2 separate regions of the Homo sapiens genome follow, and region 1 is linked to region 2. Evidence: chromatin contacts called from ENCODE Hi-C or POLR2A ChIA-PET data. All regions are on one chromosome and are shown on one strand. The core of a region is the stretch at or near the end of the contact, and the rest is flanking DNA. Distances in the headings are between cores, read along the strand shown. Region 1 holds the start of PTX3 (pentraxin 3). Region 2 holds the start of SSR3 (signal sequence receptor subunit 3).

Region 1 (5,782 bases), core at 1,881-4,380, 880 kb after region 2:
CATACTTAGTAGACATGTAAAATGAATTTAGCACATTCCTGAACACTCTATTCTCAGAAGCAGTTTGTACAAAACGGGGATTATGTGTTCCTTGAATGTTTGGTAGAACTTGTCCATCAAACCATCTGGGCAGTACTCTATATACTTCATTATATCAAGCTTTAAGTTATGTAGTTTAAGTTTCTGTATCCTTTGGCAGGCTTTTTTTTCGCATTTGAATGATCAGTTATGATATATGTGAACTTATCAGCTTTGTTAAAATCTCCCTCCATGATTATGGATTTGCCCATTTCTCCTTATAATTCTGTCAACCTTTGGTTTATATTTTTTGAAACTATATTACTAGATAATTCAGAGATATCTTCCTGTTAAAGTATTTCTTTGTATCATAATTTAACTATCCTCTTTTGCCTAAGTCTATTTTTTACTGATATTACTACTGCTATGCTAGCTTTTTTGAATAATACTTGCTTGGTGTGTTCTCTTCCTCCCCTCCAATTTAAAGCTTTTAACTTTTAACATTTCTACTTTATGTTTTATGCATAGCTTTTGTAAGTGATGTATAGCTGGATTTTTAAAATATTTCTTCTCTCTCTCTCTCCTTTTCTTTTTTTCAGGGTCTCTTTCTGTCGCCCAGGCTGGAACGCAGTGGTGTGATCACAGCTCACTGCAGCCTCCACTTCCCAGGCTCAAGTGATCCTCCTGCCTCAGCCTCCTGAGTAGCTGAGACTACAGGTGCATATCACCACACCAGATTAATTTTTAAATTTTTTGTGCAGATGAGGGTCTTGCTATGTTGATCAGGCTGGTCTCAAACTCCTGGCTTCAAGTGATCCTCCTACTTTGGCCTCCCAAAGTACTGGGATTCTGAACGTGAGCCCCGACTAAAATATTTCTATATGACAAATAGAAATATTTGTCTCTTAACTGGAAAATGTGTTTCATTAATATTTATGGTAATTATTGGTATATTTTGATTTAATTTTAGCAAATAATATTGTACTTTTAACTTATCCTTCTCTGTGCTTTTCTTTCCTCCTTCATTAATTTTTTTTTCATAGATCAAGTCTTTCTTTAAAAATTCCCCCTGCACCTTCTATTCGGATGCCTATGTCCATTTGGTAGTTGTCCTTAAACTTATAACAAATATTTTTGAGCAAAGCAAAATTAATTAATTTCTTTTTCGTCCTCCTGAACAATGAAATGATTTTAGAATCCTATTACTGAACATAAAAGCAGCACATTTTAGATTATTTCCTTATATCTGTCTTCCAGTTCATTAATATTCTTTTCAGCTTTGCCTAATTTGCCACTTAATCCATGCCTTGAGCTTTTAAAATTTTCAATTAACTTTTTTTTTTAATTCTAGAAGTTTTATTTGGTTCTTTAAAAAAAATCACCTAGCCTTTTTCTTTTTGACAATGTCTTATTCTTTTCTCATATTTCCAATTCCTTCTTTTAGAGCTTCAGTAGTTTTAAACATATTTATTTTCTAGTTTTTTGGCTGATATTTCAACTAAATGCAGTTCTTGGGGAGAGGTGTCTAATCCTTTTTGGTTTCTGCTGATTCTCATTTATAGTGGTTTGCTTCCTCATATGTTCAAATATCATTGTGAATTCTTTTTTGTTTTCACAGTGGCAGATAGTATATATTTGAATTCTAAACATATCTGAGGGCAGGCCCAATTTCACAAACTCAAAGGGACCTTGTAGAGTTCAAAGAGAGACATGATTGCTTCCTACCTCTTTGTGCTAGGGCAGAGTGGGATTGTACCTACTGAAATACAGTAGGTAACCCTGTGAGGGTCCTGGCTTTCATGAGGATCTCCCTTCTAACTCTCCACCTTTGGCCTAAGCTTTGCTTCCACATGGTCATCAACATTTGGTGGTTATAGAACTAATAACCCCTATCTCACTTCACTCCTATGCCAGAGGGGCCCTAGCATCAGCTCATGGGATTGTTGTTTTTGCTTTCCTCTCTATCTTTGGCTCCGGGATTTTCCCCTTACTTTAATGGGAGCTCATCTGTACCTTTTAAGTTTTTATTAATATCATGTGAACACAGACCTGTATATATTGTTAGAAGCAGAAATCTCTAAGTTTACTTTTAAAACATGATCCTTGCCTCGAAACCTTGTAGAATAATATAATGTCCACATAATACCAAGTTATGAAAAGAAACATACCTAAATAACTAAATAAGTATATTCCTTTTTTCCCCCAGCTTTTTTTCCCCATTCTAGGTTTACCCAGTTGTACTGTGTTGTTTGTCATAGGCCGGGTGAGGTGGCTCACGTCTGTAATCCTAGCAATTTGGGAGGCGAAGGCGGGTGGATCGCCTGAGGTCAGGAGTTCGAGACCAGCCTGGCTAACATGGTGAAACCCTGTCTCTACTAAAAATACAAAAATTAACTGGGTGTGGTGGCGGGTGCCTGTAATTCCAGCTACTTGGGAAGCTGAGGTAGGAGAATCGCTTGAACCCAGGATGCGGAGGTTGCAGTGAGCCGAGATCACACCATTGCACTCCAGCCTGGGCAACAAGAGCGAAATTCAGTCTCAAAAAAAAAAATTATCTATAAAAGTATAGGTGCAACTCCTCAAGTATTAAAGACAAGATAGCTCGGATTGGACTTGACTTTCAGAGCCATAACTATTCTTAATATGTTGGTTTATCTTGGAATCAGACCATTTTCAGTTTCAACCTGTAAAACAGTGTACAAAGGAAACATGGAAAGTTTTCTATATATAAAGGGTTGTGAAATAATAACAGCTCACAGAAAATGCTGAAATGATGATTTGCTTCAGTACCCTCTGAAATTTCTCCCCTACCACCCCTCCTTCATCCCCATTGCTATCAATTCAAATTACAACAGCTAATTCTCAGGAGAACAGTAGAAGCCCAGTTTCTCTCCTCTTTCCCCTCTGACCCTCCTCCAATTAATCTGACTGCAGCGTAAACCTTTGCGGTTTAATATTGTGCAACTTCCACATTTCCCTCGCTCTCCCACCCAGCCCCCTCCCCCACCAAATTCAGGGGAACTCCCGTTACCGCAGTGCCACCAGCATTACTCATTCATCCCCATTCAGGCTTTCCTCAGCATTTATTAAGGACTCTCTGCTCCAGCCTCTCACTCTCACTCTCCTCCGCTCAAACTCAGCTCACTTGAGAGTCTCCTCCCGCCAGCTGTGGAAAGAACTTTGCGTCTCTCCAGCAATGCATCTCCTTGCGATTCTGTTTTGTGCTCTCTGGTCTGCAGTGTTGGCCGAGAACTCGGATGATTATGATCTCATGTATGTGAATTTGGACAACGAAATAGACAATGGACTCCATCCCACTGAGGACCGTAAGTTCACTTTAACTGTTTCTCTGCTAACCCTGACTACATATCCACCTCTTGGTCTAAATAACACACATATACTTTGTGGCCAGTGAGACAAGTTAAAAATTTATAGCTTGTTATGCAAAAGTGAGAAGCACTTGAAGAAAGATGGAGGTTTCAAAGTTATTTCTGTAACGTACATAATGGGTTGAATCATATCAAATCGTCAATATTTGACTGTTTTGAGCTACATAACCGGCGATTTCATAGGGTACAACTTAATCTATACCTGAATGAATGATTTCTGTCGTTTCTGAGACATTTACATGCTGTTTTTCGGAGGTGTCCTTAAAGGGAAGGGGAATGCCAGGAACGGGCTGCAACTTGGCACCACCGAGGGAGGTCAGCTTTTACAAAGCACATCCAAGGCAGGCCTGGGCGGGCTGCTAACGTGTGTGTATCCCGTACTCTAGCCACGCCGTGCGCCTGCGGTCAGGAGCACTCGGAATGGGACAAGCTCTTCATCATGCTGGAGAACTCGCAGATGAGAGAGCGCATGCTGCTGCAAGCCACGGACGACGTCCTGCGGGGCGAGCTGCAGAGGCTGCGGGAGGAGCTGGGCCGGCTCGCGGAAAGCCTGGCGAGGCCGTGCGCGCCGGGGGCTCCCGCAGAGGCCAGGCTGACCAGTGCTCTGGACGAGCTGCTGCAGGCGACCCGCGACGCGGGCCGCAGGCTGGCGCGTATGGAGGGCGCGGAGGCGCAGCGCCCAGAGGAGGCGGGGCGCGCCCTGGCCGCGGTGCTAGAGGAGCTGCGGCAGACGCGAGCCGACCTGCACGCGGTGCAGGGCTGGGCTGCCCGGAGCTGGCTGCCGGCAGGTAAGGAGGCAAGCGGGGCCGGGACCTCCCACTGCGGCTTTGTTCCGGGAGCGCGCGTAACGGCAAGCCAAGCCAGGCAACCTTCTAGGGGAAGCTTTCATGGGAAGCGCGCGCGCGCGCGCGCACACACACACACACACACACACACACACACACACCCCTATTTCTGCATGCGCGGTCACAGAGCTCAGGCACACCATACAAGGCGGGAAAATTGGCTTTAAAAAAGTATTCCTCAGTCCTAAGGAGCCCTAAAGAGAGTTGTGGAGGTAACCATCACAGTCTTGAAATAGACGTCTAGGGCCCCTTACACCCGATCCGACTAAGCGCTGCAGGAGTCCACTGGCCCGTTATAACCGTGATCCCTCTTGCCGCCCAGCTTCCCTCCGTTAGGGATTTCCACGTCTTCTAATTTTATCCTGCCTCTGTCTTTAGAGGAGCTCTGGTTTCCCGCACTATTTCAGGGCCCAGGCTAACGTTTAGGGATGTTTTCCAGCCCCTCAGCCGGCCCCTCCTCTCCGCCCACCCATTCTCAGCAAGAAACTTGAGGCTAAAGCTAATCTCCCGAAGGGTCAGCGGAATTCTTCAGGGGTCCCCCAGCCCCCGGGGTTTGTGGAATTAGCGCGACAGGGGAGGTCGGAGGGTGTGCGGTTTGGGATTCAGCGTGGAACAGTCAGGTGTAGGAGCCAATCCGTGTAGGGGATCCCAGCTCCACCCCAGGGATTCAGAGAATTGGGGCCAAGCAGGAGAGAGACTGTTCAAACCACAGGCAACTTCTCAAAGTCCCATGTGACACTCCATGAATCTCCAAACAGACATGGGTTCCCAAAATAATACATTCTAAAGATGGTTAAAAGAAAGAAATAGAAGATTTGGAGCCAATCAATACTCCTTTGTATGCCAAAACTTCTAAGAAATGGTGGTGTGACAATCATTTTGGATTGTATTAGAAAATCAGTGTCCTAGGTAAGAAAATATAACTTGCACTTTTCCTGAGAATCCTTCCCTGTATTTCCAAGAAAACAACTTTTGCTGGATGGGGAGGGGGAAGAAGCATGTTTCATTTAAAGTTAAAGAATTTTATGTAATGAGAGCATGTTTCATTTAAAGTTACAGAAACCATATCATATTTCCTAAATATTTGAGGGGTGCTTGTCAGTAAATACTAAATAGGGCTTCAGAGGAGAAAAAGCATAAAATCAAATGTACACTAGATTCTCAATGTGACAGGAGAGAAATTAGAATTCTGCAGCCATTTTAATGGATGAAATGTCTTGTGTTTCGCAAACCACGTAAAGTCATTGTACATATAATGCACCTGAAAAACCGAAGAATTACTCTATTTTTTATCTTCATCTTTGCATATTAGTTAGAGCAGAAGAGGGATGCATTTCTGAATTCTAAGATGTTAATCCTTATTACATCCAATAATACTTTTACCCATATGCTTTGATTTATCTTCTCTTGGTCTCCAGCCAGCTTGGCTCCTAACCATTCTGTTGTTAGCCTCCTAAGAACCTGGTTTTAATTTTGTTTGGTCTTTGATAATCAGAAAAACCTATTAGTTAAAAGCCATTTCATAAGAGA
Region 2 (6,383 bases), core at 1,207-3,706:
CCTAGATGACCCCATCAAGGAAGGAGGGAAATAATCCTGCTATCCCTACCCAAGTATCACAGTGTACATGAAAGCAACATCAAAGGGCGTCAATTAAACAATTTATACCACTTCCAATGAGACAATGAGGACCATGACGCTGAGAAATAATAAATGTTACCATCTTTCCTAAGTCTACGTGATCCTGCATTTTAACCTCTATGAAACTAGAATATTTAATTGCTTATAATTAAGGTATAAGTTTATTGTGGTGAGGCTTGAGTTTTCTTCTCTAAAAGCTGTATTTTACAGTATGTGTGATCTTAGACTATGTTAATCCTTTACATTTTATACACTTGTATGAAAACAAACGTAATTAGCATTGAAAATGACAGAGAGTTAAAAAAAAAAAAAAGCAATAAAATAAAAAGACCAGCCTGGTCAACATGGCCTGTCTCTACAAAAAAATTAGCTGGGCATGGTAGCCTGCACCTGTAGGCCCAGCTACTTGGGAGGCTGAGGTGGGAGGATCCCTTGAGCCTGGGAAGGTTGAGGCTGCAGTGAACCATAATCATGCCACTGCACTGCAGACTGGGCAAGAACTAGACCTTGTCTCAAAAAATAATAATGACAAAAAGATCATTTCTTTAACTTCCAAAAATAGTACGTGAAGAGCCCAGAACAATTCTCTCCATAAGGAATTACATTTAGCTTCTGAAATGTTAACTTACTTGGTGGGTTTGTTTCTCTGATGAACCTCATATTAAGGCCTGTGTTTAAGTGTTCTAATTCCACCCTCAAAATCTGCTTCTGTAGCCGTGTCAGAATGATCATTGTCTCTACTTCAGTTAGTTAATAATTCTTCCTAGCATCAATGTTCCTTTCCCCCAAAATGTTTATTAATATATATATCTCAAATTAATGCTTATTAAAACCAACACACACAAATGATCTTTAAGAAGACATATAAAAATATAACATGTAGTACGTACTTTCACTTGAAAAACATACTTACTTGTGCTTGAGAACAAATTTCACATTCTTGTATGCAAAGGCTACCAAATATGTGCTTACTAGGGTCATCACACTATACAAAACAGCAGACTGAATAAGATCCATATGCCATATTCGCCAGTATAACCCTGAATTAAAATAAAAGGGGGAAGGGTACAAAAAGAAGCAAAACATTACAACCCCGCAACAAAAGCCTGCGAAATTAATTATAGCTAAGCCTGGTAAAATACCAGGTTATTAGTTATGCAATCCAATAGTATCTGAGGATCTTCAGAAGCGAGATAACCAGTAACAGTATAGTCTCAAGCTTTCCAGTTCAGAACATTTGAAAAACATCACCTTCCTATTACTAGTCCAGATGAGATTTCAACTTCTAAAATGAGAACAAACTCTGGCTCAACGTAATCACAAGTCAGACTTCAAATTTCATTCATCAGGGTACTAGCATGCGAAACACAGGCCATTCCAAAATGCCACGTGCAGCCCCAAACCATAGTTTCCTTGCTGACGTGGCTGTTATCAGAACTCCAAGCAGTGCTATGTCCAATTAGTGAGCCATCATATGGCTTCACATCACGTTAATGGCACGCTGGGTTGTATAAGGACAAAAGAGAAAAATACATTTAGTTTTAAATGCCCAACAACAGTGCAGCAAAAGACAGGAGTTCTGGAAACTTGAGCTCTACTAAAAACGACCTTGTCCAAGTCTGCAGTTTCCCAACCAAGTGAGAATTCTAGAATTGGTCCAGTAGGATTATTAAAAAGTATAAATAAGGTAGATCCCTAACCCCTGGCACTTCAACCTCTCTCTTTTTGCAAAAACCAGGAAAATTATGCAATGGTGTGAAGTAGCTCACGTAAAGATGCACTTATAATTCAGTGGGTCACTTCATGGGTTTCTCACCTAACTAATTTATGCAAAATAAGTAATAAGTTTAAAATTTCGTAACGGCAAGCAACAGTTGTATAGAAAAGGGCAGAGGCAGTATGCTTGAGTTTGTCTGTTTAAATAGAGATTCGGGGCCGCCACCCCAGAACTAGTTAACCACCTTCTCCTGGGGTGGAGCTCGGGAACGTGCGTACTTTTAACAAGTGACCTCCCCGAGTGCTGCACAGGACAATCCCAAGCGACAACACTGTGCCCAAAGAAGAGGCTCCGTGCCTCCCCGAGCTCAGGGGAGCTGGAGAGATTGCCGACCCCCGGCCGGCACCCACGCCTTCCCTGCTCGCCGGGTCCTGCCACGTCCCCGCCCAGCCCGACTAGCCGGCGGCCTGCCTAACCCGCCTCGCTCCCAGCACTCACAGATGGGGATGGCAGACACGATGAACGCGTTTCCGAAGAAGAGCGCGGAGGACTTGGCCGAGAGATTGCGGCTGAAATCCTGCAGGAGCAGGTCCTCCTCAGACTGCTGTTTGGAGCTGCCTTTAGGAGCCATGGCGGAGCTGCAGGCGAGAACAGGGAACGTAGAGCCGGCCGCCAAGGCGGGCAAAGGCCCTTGACTCCGCCCCTGCGGCCGCCGTATCCGCTAACGACCCGTCAGCGCGGCGCGCGGAGGCGGGACCCGGTTTGGCGAAGAGCAAGCGTCCCCAGGATTGGCCAGCTTGGCGCCACTAGATAGGCTTCCGGGCGTGATTGGGCGAGCGGGCCAGACTTCCGGATTCCTGACAAGCCACGTGACCCACCCACCTGGAGGAGAGAGAAGGGATTTGTAGTTTAGTCGGTGCTTTAAAAAAAATTAACAAAACTTTATTGATATTCCACTTCAGAGCTGCTGACAGACTCACGAGTTCTCAGTTCTTCAGAATTCCAAAATTAAAAGCTCTTCTGGCCCCACGCCATTAGTGCCCTCTGTGCGTACCCAGGACTGAGTACGTTGAAGAAGAAAGAAGAGAAAGGTATAGCTAACTCATGTAAAATCCCTTCTCCTTTACACATCCTTTATTTCATTAAATACCTTGAAGAATCTTATGACGTGCGCATCATTACCGCCATTGCAGCTGAAGAGCCTGAGGGTCGTAGACCTGCGGTGTGGGTCTCCAAGGCGTGGGCTCTTTTCACTAAACAATAGGCCACCTCTGTAGGAAGAAGAAAATGGGACTCTTGCTTTTAAGAAACTCATGATCTCATTGATGAAGGCAATATTTAATATATGTCTGATACAAGTTACTACTATTTTATTTTATTTCAACTAGACCTATAGAGTTTTGTGGCTTCCAAAGCCATGCTAAATAAAACATAATACTAAGAACAGGTTGGCTAGGCAAGACTCCCTCTCTGAAGCTCAGAAGGATTAAGTATGTCTATTAAAACAGCTAGATTCCATTTTTAACTCAACACATTATCATTTTTTCTTCAAAAAAAAATTCAACCACATCACTCCCAGCAAATGCTACTTTTGATTACTGAGAACACTCTAGTGCATTAGGCACAATTTCCTCAACCTCCAGCCTCCTTATTAACCGTTTGGTAGATATCTTTCTTCCTCACAGTATCCAAATTGTAATCTACCTCCACAGCTTCCTATTACTAGTCCTAATTGGGCTTTTGTCTTCAATCTTTTCCAGTCTATTCTCTATACAGGTACCAGAGTGAGTTTTCCTGAAATATAAATCCTTCCATTATCTACCGCAAGTGTTCCTTAATGCCAGAAGTTTTCATTAATTCACCACAAAATGAAAAAGAAAAAAAGACCATCTAGTGAATTTTTCAGAAAATCAAAAGTATTCATTTAAAAATATCTGGGTTTATGTCTTTTTTGATGTTAAAAATGCTCTTTATTTTATTACATGGTAGTGATAGAAGAAGAAATTATTATTTTCTCTTACACATACTCCTCCCCCAGTTTTTCCTATCTCACTAAGTTGCATTCTTTTAAACTCATTTGTTGTTCTGGTTAAAATAGTGGGTTTCAACACTAATTATTTTTTTCCTTCTCCATCTATGACCAATTCATAAATAAAACTTTTTGGATCTGTCTCTATAACTAGATTTTCTTCTGCCTATTTATAAACAAACTAAGGATATAAAAAGAAGATAAAAGATAAAAATCAGAGGCTGGGTGCGGTGGCTTATGCCTGTAATCCCAGCACTTTGGGAGACCAAGGTGGGTGGATCACAAGGTCAAGAGACCGAGACCATCCTGGCCAACATGGTGAAACCTCGCTTTTACTAAAAATACAAAAATTAGCCAGGCATGGTGGCGCACGCCTGTAGTCCCCAGCTACTCAGGAGGCTGAGGCAGGAGAATCACTTAAACCCGGGAGGCAGAGGTTGCAGTGAGTCAAGATCGCGCCACTACACTCCAACTCCAGCCTGGCAACAGAGCAAGACTCCATCAAAAAAAAAAAAAAAAAAAAATCAGAAAACTAAAAGATCCAAAGAGACAACAATCATCTTTCTTTTAAAAGAAGAAAAGAAGAAATGATAAGGATGAGATTTAAAAAAATTATGCCTGAGAAAAATATTTTAACAATTAAAATAGGAAAGATAAAAGTTTGAAATGTTTAGTGGATATAAATGTTACAATTGATATAATCAAAAAAAGCTAGCAGAAAAAAATTAATACATTTTGTAAAGCTAAAGGTAACTATAAACAGAAGATAATCTAAAATATGAATTTCAAATTATTTTGTGGGGGTAAATTAGAGAAATATGATAGGGAATGATACTTATGATAGAATATTTTTGGTAATGGCAACAATTACAATTATGAAGGTGGCACACTTGGAGTACTGAAGCAGTGTTTTCTTGCACCAGAGCTACCTAGTTCCCTTTAAAAAGCAAGCAGCAAGACCTAAGGATCACTTGTATGTGGCATATATAGCCGTGGCACACATAGCCGTGGCACACTGGACAACCAGGGTACACAATGTGCTAAAAAACAGAAGGAGAGGTGGGTAGTAAATTCTACCCAAGCAAAGATCTACAATATATTTTGCCCATTTCAACATAGCTTAACTCTGAAGGAACCAAATGGACTTGATTCCATAGCAGTCTGAGTCTATTCTATGAATTTCAGGCTTTCTTGTATATTTTCTATTATATCACTTGATTCTTTTCAGATTGGAGGAAAAACCCCAAGCAATAATATTTTTTGCTGTCAGGTATATGGATAAGAGATTACTGATGACTTTGTGAAAGAAAATCTGGTATGCTAAAAATTAACATATTTTTCTGTGTCAGACACTGCAAGTTGCCTAGCCAATATAGAAAGCCACTGCTAGCTTTTCACTGGGACCTTTAAAGAATAACAAATGGATCATCCAGGGCTACTGTGGGGAGGAAAAAAGAAAAGCTCCTCTGTTTTAAAGCCTACTTGAAATGCAAATCTCATGATGGGAATAATTTTAAAAGAGGTGGAACACTTATATTAGTCCCTAAGTATAATGTTTTAAAGTATCACCTGAAAAATTATTTACTCAGCCAAACTACATATTTCACCCACTGATATTTGACTAATTCATTAGTTCATGTACTCATTCAGCAAATATTTATTGAGAAGCTACTACATGAAAAGTACTGTGCAAAACCTGTGAAAGTATCCAAATAATAATCATGATTATTTTGATTATAATAACTAACATGAATTGAGTCCTTGTTGTATGTCTACCTCTGTGCTTTGTCCTTCACACGTATTGTCTGATTCATCCCTACAGCAACCCTAGGAGGTATATGTTTCTGTTATCCCCTTTGTCAGATGAAGAAATTGAGACTCAGATTAGTGAAATAACTCATTTAGATTCCACAACCAGTAAATGGTGGAGTCAAGTTATGAACCCAAGCAATATGATTCCAGGATGTATGCTCTTAACTACAAATGAATTCTGGTCTCCTCCATGCAGTGGAATCTCTGATTCTGCATGACTGCTCACAAAAGCCCTACACTGAGCAAGCAGCCAAAAGTAGTTTCTTATCTACCAATTATCAGGCACAGTCCTGTCACACTGCAGCTCTCCCTAGTGTATTTTTGGACAGAGAGGATAATAGGCAAACCTTGGTGAGCAGGCCTTGGCTCTCCATACCTGATTCTCTGTCTCAGGGAGTTTGAAAATGAAACCCCAGAAAAAAACAAAACAAAACAAAACAAAACAAAACAGTTAATAGATGTATACAGAACAAGGGAAGCAAACTGAGAAGAGGTGGAAAGCACAAATCATAACTCCCCAGCAGCTGTAAATTAGAAAAGGGATAATTAGAGAGATGCTCCAAGTGCCTTAGGGCTTCCCTATTTCTCTCTGTAGACCTGATAGAAACCCCCATTACCTACAATAAAGCTAAAATACTTGTTCAAAAAATAAAAGTTAAACAGATCTGGAGTCTTGTAAATAAATAATATAAACAACTTCTGCATATAAATGAACATCTAGATGAATAACTGTACTCAATTTGT

The links. Hi-C counts contacts between places; a loop is a spot of excess contacts on that map. ChIA-PET counts read pairs that join two places held with the same protein, here RNA polymerase II (POLR2A).
Region 1: a loop to region 2 is called in a map with no recorded cell type, with 3 times the contacts of the local background. The contact joins the promoter of PTX3 here to the promoter of SSR3 in region 2. A Hi-C loop is called at or near these places in 1 of 37 single-sample maps with no recorded cell type. POLR2A ChIA-PET finds 5 or more read pairs at or near these places in 1 of 52 experiments (GM12878).

What each region holds. Positions count from the first base shown.
Region 1 is chr3:157,433,720-157,439,501 of GRCh38, forward strand. It overlaps PTX3 (pentraxin 3), which reads left to right and starts at 3,131. Exons shown (of 3, transcript NM_002852.4): 1 at 3,131-3,344; 2 at 3,794-4,195. The coding sequence starts at 3,215. The region is part of intron 4 of VEPH1 (ventricular zone expressed PH domain containing 1); the gene reads right to left.
Region 2 is chr3:156,552,661-156,559,043 of GRCh38, forward strand. SSR3 (signal sequence receptor subunit 3) reads right to left here and starts at 2,457. Exons shown (of 5, transcript NM_007107.5): 1 at 2,297-2,457; 2 at 995-1,121. The coding sequence starts at 2,429. RefSeq lists an enhancer at 2,316-2,395.